Linked DNA regions of Homo sapiens: region 2 is linked to region 1. A link is a contact called in ENCODE Hi-C or POLR2A ChIA-PET data. All regions are on one chromosome and are shown on one strand. Each heading gives the region's core, a stretch centred on a gene start or an enhancer-like site at or near the end of the contact. The rest is flanking DNA. Distances are from core to core; before and after follow the strand shown. Region 1 holds the start of PTBP2 (polypyrimidine tract binding protein 2). Region 2 holds the start of MIR137HG (MIR137 host gene).

The links. Hi-C counts contacts between places; a loop is a spot of excess contacts on that map. ChIA-PET counts read pairs that join two places held with the same protein, here RNA polymerase II (POLR2A). Pooled maps may share reads with other maps.
Region 2: a map of IMR-90 shows a loop between it and region 1 (8-fold over the local background). The contact joins the promoter of MIR137HG here to the promoter of PTBP2 in region 1. A Hi-C loop is called at or near these places in 6 of 168 maps with a recorded cell type or tissue (CD4-positive, alpha-beta memory T cell, IMR-90, chondrocyte and 2 more), 2 of 37 single-sample maps with no recorded cell type and 13 of 50 pooled maps. POLR2A ChIA-PET finds 5 or more read pairs at or near these places in 1 of 52 experiments (activated CD8-positive, alpha-beta memory T cell).

Annotation. Positions count from the first base shown.
Region 1 is chr1:96,719,786-96,724,069 of GRCh38, reverse strand. It overlaps PTBP2 (polypyrimidine tract binding protein 2), which reads right to left and starts at 2,286. Exons shown (of 14, transcript NM_021190.4): 1 at 2,198-2,286; 2 at 476-506. The coding sequence starts at 2,205. RefSeq lists silencers at 1,811-2,090, 2,321-2,520.
Region 2 is chr1:98,047,908-98,052,191 of GRCh38, reverse strand. It overlaps MIR137HG (MIR137 host gene), which reads left to right and starts at 2,499. Exons shown (of 5, transcript NR_046105.1): 1 at 2,499-2,814.

The DNA.
Region 1 (4,284 bases), core at 1,037-3,536:
AGCTAACTGCCTCAACAACTTCCTTTTTAAGGATCAGTGTAATTCATTTCTAATGTGCTTTATTATTAACCAAAATATATTCATTTTCATGACAAAAAGTAATAAAAAACAAAAAACTTAGATTAACAAAATTATAAGATATAGGTCAAACCACTTACCATCCATTTAAAATCATTATTTCCCCTCAGAAAATTGGGGTATCGTTTTATATTACAAGAAGCCATGTGTGAAAGCATTTTCAATTTCTTGATCATTCATACTTACTTTAAAAGGTTATTCTTACAGACTGACAGTTCTAGAAAAACTTATGGTGATTACAAACTGTTTATATGGTCCAACTTTACAAATGAAAGGAAACATTTTACACTTGGGTTTTGTTAGCTACGTTATAGTTTTCAAAAGCAAAAGCTAAAATTTTCCAGTAATTATGATAATAGATCCAACAATCCCAGTTTCAAACATAGTATTTTCCTACCTTCACGCCAACTGCAACCTCAGTGACGATTCTGCAAAGAAAAAATAAGTAGTTTCAACCTCCTGTTATTCTTCTAATCACTCACTCTTTGGCTCTAAAACTTTTTAGGATAGTCCATCATTCATAAATCTTCCAGCCACTCACACACAGATGGGGATAAAAAATACCACAGATGATCCGTGACTTACCTGTACTGTTACCAACCTGGTTTTCTAAAAGTAACTTTCAAATGTGAGACAACTTGTGGTATTTTTTAACAACACATTCAATAGCCAAAAAGAACAAAACCCAAAACACTATGCCATTTCTACAATGCCAGTATACTGAGATTAATAATTTAACGCTTAAACTCTTTAGTAGTCTCCACAGGAACCAGGAATCAGGAAACATGAATTCTAGTGCAAGTTTTGACATCAATTTCCGTGTTGATCTGGGGGGAATACTGAACTTCTCTGGATTTGTTTCATCTGGAAAATAATCTTTAGGTAACATCTAGGATGATTTGAATTCTGTGAGACTGTGTTAACTTTTATAAAATCTTGTTTTTAGTACCTTTTAAAACACACCAAACTCTAGGCGCTTAACCAAATTGTTGATTCTTCAAATACTCACTGATTTTAATAAATGTACTTGTTAAATGATACTATGTTTACACTCCCAAAAGAGCTGCATACTGCTGTATTTTTGACCTTAAGCGTGCCCCCTTTCTAACATTGAGTTAAATTACTGAGTCTTTTCAGGTGTGAAGCATATGAGCGAGACATCGGTCCCTACCATTTCACAGTCTTGCCTCTCACCTCACTCAGCATTCCGTCTTGACTCAGGTTCGCAAAGATGCAGCATGGTTCTGGGTTTTTATAGTCGTTTTTCCAGAAACTGACCAAAGTAGCTAAAGAGATAGCCCTTTGTTGACTATCTGCTCTTGTTTCTGCCATTGCTGTTGGCCTTTGCCCATGTGACTGATGTCGGCTTCAAACACTTCGTTTTTTAGATGATTTAATTTCTGGGCCCTTTTGCCAAGCCTTGAATGTTTTCAGTCCCCACAAAAAGGCATTTTTTCCTCCCTCCCGCCCCCACTACCAGACTCAAATGAAAACAAAGGAGTATGACATCTGCCCTCCCCCTTCCTCCCGCCGCCGCACGCCCTCCCCCCTTCCCCAGCGGCTCCCACTAGGCTTTCCCCGGAGCTCCCGCCACCGGCATCTCTCCCGACCACGGAGGGCCGGGCGAGGCCGGAGAGGTTGCTCATGGCTGGGGTCCACATGGGGTGCCTCTCTCCTCTTCCCCTAGAGGCTCCCCCAATCCAAAGGCCTGTCTCTGCCCATCCCACTCGCTCTCACAGGCACCGCTAACCCAAGGGTCGGGTCCCAAGGTACGGATCGAAATGGCTCCTAGAGGGGGCAGGGACAGACCGGGGAGACGTTATGGGGTTCCCACCCCATCCCCCGCCGCCAAGCCGGTGCCCGCTCCCACTCCGGGATCCTCACCCCCGCCATCGCCCCTATGCCTCCCCAGCCTCCAAGCCCGCTTTCTTCTCATTTTCTCGACCAAAGCCCGCCGGGGGAAGCAAAGGGAGGGGTGTGTGCGATGGGGCGGGGGTTGGGTAACGGCAGCCCAGCCCTGGGAGGGGCCGCGGGAGGGTTTCTCCCCGGCCCGGGACCGGGCCGAAGGACGGTCCAACTCCTCTCTCACACACACCTTCTCGCCGGCCCGATTACATACCCGTCCATTGCCGAACCGGACAAAGCTTCGCTCACAAGAACCGAGCCACGCAGCCAGCGAGCCACACAAGCGGCGAGAAAATGGCGGCTGGGGCCCGACGGAAATTGCCGAAGGTGCCGAGGCGCACGGGCCACCGCGCGGCAGCGGCGGCGGCGGAAAGAGCCGAGCGCGCCGGCGCCCGGCAGCGGGAGGCGAGCGGCAGGGCGCTGGGACTAGGGGGAGTGGGCGCCGCAGCCGACGCCTCCTCCGCGCCTTCGCGCGCCTTTCTCCCTCCGCCCTCCGCCTGCCGTCCTCTGGAACCTGGCGTTCTGCTGCAGACCGCGGCGACCTGGTTTCCCCTCCTTGTGGGGGCGTGGGTGGGACACCTCCCAACAGCTCTCCACACTCTCTCTGCCCTGACTGCAGGACGCCCCCAGGCAGCCTCCACTTTTCACTCCAAGCCAAGTACCAGCTTGGCTACCGTCAACCTATGCGGGCCAAGGAAAAAACATTGGATAGCTTTTCTCCTAAGCCATCTTTTATTTGCAGACCGGCTCCAGCCTCTAAAACAAAAATCTTTACCCCACTGAACGAGACCACTTGGTAACAACAGTACTTTCTCAAGCAAGTAGAACTCCTCAGACTGAAATACAGGCTTTTGCTTCAAGACCTGTAGTACCAAGCCAAGTGGAGGAAAATGTGATTCTCACTTCAGTTGGTGATTAGTGTGCGCCTGTAGAAAATATTCACAATACGCTAGGTGGAAATAGACACAAATGGAGCCATGTGTTAAAATGCTACAATAGTTGGAGTTTAACATTTGGAGGCATGAAAGGGAAAGTGGAGATGGGAGTGGGAACAACTGAGTCTTCAGATTGGTTAGAGAAAGTAGAAGCATTAAAATGGGCTATGCAAATTGACTCCCTTTGCTATATCTTACGGTCTCAATTTTTACTTGATACTATAGTGGACATTTTACTTCAACGTGTTTTTATCAGAGGCTCAACAAAATTGGGAAAGGCACCCGCTTGAAAATTTGCTCAGTGAGTAGCGACTTTGCCAGTACCCATCCTTCTCCTGCACCCTTCACCTCCACCCCCAACACACACAAGGACAAATGCACTTCTAATTCTGAAAAATGACAAATACTCCCTGTGTCCCTCCAGTTACTCTCAATACTCACTCTGGGTTTTTCTGTGTCTCCTTCAGGCAAAGCTCTTATCCTTTGCTAATTGGAATTTCATATACTAAATGATATTGTGTATAATTTTTAGAATTTTTTTTTTTGAGACCCAGTCTCGCTCTTGTTGCCCAGGCTGAAGTGCAATGGCGCAATCTCGGCTCACTGCAACCTCGGCCTCCCTGGTTCAAGCGATTCTCCTGCCTCAGCCTCCCGAGTAGCTGGGATTACAGGCACGCGCCACCACGCCCAGCTAACTTTGTATTTTTAGTAGAGACAGGGTTTCTCCATGTTGGTCAGGTTGGTCTCGAACTCCTGACCTCAGGTGATCTGCCCTCCTCAGCCTCCCAAAGTGTTGGGATTACAGGCGTGAGCCACCGTGCCCGGCCATAAATAATATTACTTTTAAATTGGATAGACCCTTAAAGAGCATCTTGTCCAAACACTTTGCTATAGAACTCTTCAAAGCACCCAAATTTTTACAAATTCTTGATTTGCCTATGGGATTGTCAATCGTTAAAAAAAAAAAAAAAAAAGGCCGGGCACGGTGGCTCACGCCTGTAATCCCAGCATTTTGGGAGGCCGAGGCAAGCAGATCACCTGAGGTCGGGAGTTCAAGACCAGCCTGACCAACATGGAGAAACCCCGTCTCTTCTAAAAATACAAAATTAGCCGGGGTGGTGGTGCATGTCTGTAATCCCAGCTACTCGGGAGGCTGAGGCAGGAGAATCGCTTAAACCTGGGAGGCCGAGGTTGCGGTGAGTCAAGATCGCGCCATTGCACTCCAGCCTGGGCAACAAGAGCGAAACTCTGTCTCAAAAAAAAAAAAAAAAAAAAAAACCACATATCAAATTTCCTACAATAACCACTTCACCTTAAACCTTAAAATAAAGGATCTGTTATTAGTGCCACTAATAATCACTTTTCA
Region 2 (4,284 bases), core at 1,250-3,749, 1.3 Mb before region 1:
AGTGCGGTTCATGTTTCTAGCTACTTTCATACAATGTTGAAATAATACTATAATTTGACTAGGTAAGATTCTTATTGATTGCTAATTTGGTGTTAGAATTGATTATATTTCACATAATGATATCCCACTGCTCAATGAGATGAATATTTATGTAATAGGGAAATACCATTGCTGGTTTCTTTACAACTCAGTGTGAATAGCCACATCGTTGACTTCCAAAGAATAAAAGAATCTTTCCATAAACCTTCTGAAGTCGTTTCTATAAACTTGCTCCACTTTCTAATATTGTGAAAGAGTTGATGTAATTTAATTTCTATTCTGTCAATTATAAATTTATTTCATCTTGGCAAGGTGCCCTATTTGGAAAAGTTGATTGTGGGAAAGGATGATAGTATAGCAGGAATATGGAGGTTGAAATAATGTTTAATTTTATAATCAAGATAAATGGTGTAATTGACCTCATCATATCAGGAGCAGGGAGAATCTGAAATGGTTTGATTTGCACACACTTCATTGAGTCTACCAAAAGCATACTGATATCAAATTGCCCAGGGCTATATATTTATTATGAGAATTCATAATTCCAATCCTGTTACATATGTTTTTTTTTTAATTTTGCTGGATCTTATGGAATAAGGATAAGGGAAGATGAAGAAAACTATACTAAATGTGTCAAAATGCTCCTTGTATCACAACAAAGTGGATGGTTTACTCAATGCAGCTAAATTCTCAGAAGAAAAACTGAAGTCACATCTTTAAAGAGCATTTTTCTTAATGTACTACCTATCTGTAAATAAATAGTTTAAACCATAATGAAAGCAAACTTAAAAAGTTGACTCTAGTTAAATATTGGGAGAGACTGAGTAACTTGTGTACCATCAATTTCCTGAGGACTTGGCCAAATTCTGCCTGCACTTTCAGCCTAACCTGCAGGGGGCAATAGCTTGACACGAATGACAACAAAGGCTGCTGAACTATTAGACTTGAATATCTGACTATGACCCTGGAATGTTGTGTAGGTTGGAAAGAGTGCTTAATTAATGTATATTGAAACAAAAGATCAGGTAAATTGTTTGATTTGTCTTCAAGCTATATTTTTAGACTAATTTAATTCATAACTGTTAGGTTTTTTTTTCCTTAAAGAGATTATCAAAGTTTTAGGAGACACATTCATCTTTAGAATTTTCCTGAACACTAATTGTTTACTACAGAATTTATGTAATGTATGTTACCAAAGAAAAGACAGCAGAATCAAAGTGACCATAGTTTTCAGTGTTCAAATGGATGACAAAAATCAGAGGAAATATGGAATTTTGAGATATATTTAATAAAAGATAGTCACATATCTAGATAATAAACCCTATTTCAATATTTTTTAAACCTATAACTATAAATGGGTGGGGGGCAGTCATCCCATTGTTTGCAATATGTCTTCTTTCCATGTATCAAACATTATTTTTTAAAACTGGTTTAAACTTAAAATCACGATCAACAATTAGTGAGTTATCTCTTTTATTGCTATATATTTTTCTATTACAAGTGGAATAGAATTTATTGGCTATCGATAATCCACACTCTCTTTCCCTCCTTCTCGGTATTTCCACTCCCTCCCCCATCCCTATATTTCCCCATCAACTGATCTGGGAAGACTGGAAACAGACCAAAAGGGGTTTTGGCTAGAGAGAGTAATTACAGAATTAGAAAGGAAAACTCTTCTCATCTCCTCACTGCAATCATACTTAATGTTCATTATGTCAATTTTAAATGATACAAAATGCCTTCCCCAAAAGGCATCCTGGTTTTAAGAAGTCAAAAGGGTACCTGGCATTAAACAACCTTGAATCAATCCTGGTGGGATTAACTGGACTGAGTTTCTGTATACTGCACATGCTATGGATCTACTTTGATCACAGTAAGGAAAAAAATGAGAATAGATTTTTTTTTTAAAGAATTGCTGCACAGGAGTGTTCCGTTTCTTTTATATGGCAGAGTTTGATCTTGATAAAAACCTTTTAAAACATCCTTTTCCCCCCACTATGGTAAAGAGATCATATCTGTTTTTGCTTTTCTTTAAGAAAAGAAAATGGGGATTGCTTACACGGGGAAAGAAAATTTTATTCTCCAACACCCCCTCCCATTCTACTAAACCATTTTAGTCGACATATGTTTGTTATCAGAGAGAGGTGCTGTGAACACACAGCCATTTTCTTAGCAGCTTTTTGACTGTATGTTACCATAGTCCCACAAGGCATTGGTCCTTTCCCATTGGGAAGTCATGAATAAGAGACTATGAAGCTTGCACGTCAGATCTTCCTCAATTAATCCACCATTAGCATGTTTGGGATCCACTACTGGATGGTTAACAGCAGCTTTTGTAACTGTACGCCGACCATATCGAATTATGCTCTGCTAAAAATGAACTCTTTGCAGACCAACCCTCTCGGCTGTCAGTGTTTTCCGTTTTCCTATTTTAACGTTTGTGTATAGTGGCAGGCGACAGATGGTGTAGATCAGATCGATTTGATTGCATTAGATGATTTTTTCCCTTCCCCACTCCTTTCTGGAAGCTCGCATCAGCTGAAGGCTATCGCCTGGGACTCCTCGGAAGCATGAGCAAGCCGCCACCACGCGAAGGCACTGGGGCACAGCCAGCGCGAGGCGCCGAGGTCCCTTCCCAAGGCTTGTTAACACTGTAACCCGGCACTCGGAGAGAAGAAGCAGCTCACACTGCCCAGAGCCTACCTCACTGCACATCAGATGACTCCCTGGCTTCTACACACAGTTGGAGTTCCGCTTGAAACCTGGATTTAGAGGGTAAGCACTTCAATCGAGATGGATTTGTGACAGTTACTTTGCCATACAGCAAGACAAATCTCAGCAAACGTAAAGGATGTAGGATGTATGGCAGAGGCAGACTATGTTTACATCGAAAAATGTGTTTCTTTTTGTCTGAGAACGAGAGTATTATTCAGTAAAGATGTGTATACTCTTTTTCCATTGACTGTAAGAGTCGACTACCACCCTCCTCCCGATTTTTTCTCTCTCCTTGGTGTTTCCCCCTTTCTACTTGAGAGGGAAGGAGAGAGGGAGAGGGAGGGAGTCAAGGGGGAAGAGAAAGAGGGAGAAGGGGGGGAGAGAGAGAGAGAGAGAGAGAGAGGCATTTCAGCTTTAGCTTAATTGGCTTATTTCCTCAAACCCATTGCTTTGTCGCGTTTCTTTATGTATTTTTGGTTGCAAATTGCGAAGCGATTAACTGGGATGGGTGTTGGAGTATGGGGGATAGCATAGGAAAGTACTGGGAACCGTCAATCAGTCGCGGTGGCCTTGAGAGATCAAAAGGTGCTGAAAGCCCCCTGCCCGCAAAACACACCTCTAGTTATTGGGGCGCGAGAGAAATGTAGATTCTAATAAACATGGCTTGCAGGAGTCGATGAACAAAGGTACTTAATGCGGACCTAAGCCTCCGCTGATATTGTTCCGCTAGCAGTATCTAAATATTCAAAAGCGAAGTGTAAGTTGATCAACAAACGCCCTGATGGTATTGGGCTTTTTCCCTTTTTTGTTTTTGTGTGGAGGGTGGAGAAGGGGGGGAGGGTGGATGGGTGGGGGAAATCCGACAGCTTAAGGAGGCTTGAATTGAATATGCACCCAGCGGCAGTGGTCTCGTAGGAAATGGTGTTCTCGTAAGTCAGGCTGCCCCGCTCAAGCACGAGAGAGCTTTGGTTAGAGCTCAGAGCGTCAGTTCTGCTGCGAGTGCTGCCGGCAGTCGGCCCGGGTTGAGCTGTCCATTCGTCCAGGTGCTGAAGCTGGTGGAACATTGGGTAGGTAGGGAAAAGGCTGGCACTGCTACTTGGGTAGAAAGAAAGCATATCAACTGCGTTGTTCTAGTTTCTTAAAGCGTGCGAGTCTGTGGGTCAGTGTGTGTATATATTTTATTTTAATTGTGAGGAAGCAAAACTGAAGGAGACTACTTGGAAAGCATTGAAAAGCTGTGTGGGTATTTATGCTGTGATTCTGATGCCCTGTGTATTGGGGTGTGTGTGTGTGTGTGTGTGTGTGTGTGTGTGTGTGCCTCCCTTGACCATCCTTTTGAGTTTATAACGTTCCATTTACTAAATCCAAGCCTATCTGTATAGTGTGTTTCTTGTTTTCCTTTTAATATTAGTTGAGATTTAAATAGAAGAGTGCAGAAGCAAATGTACACTTTGCTCATAGACTATTGCATTACTTTCCCTAAGGGCTTTTGTTTCTAGGAGTTCAAGCTGAAGAGAACCTGTCAGCTTT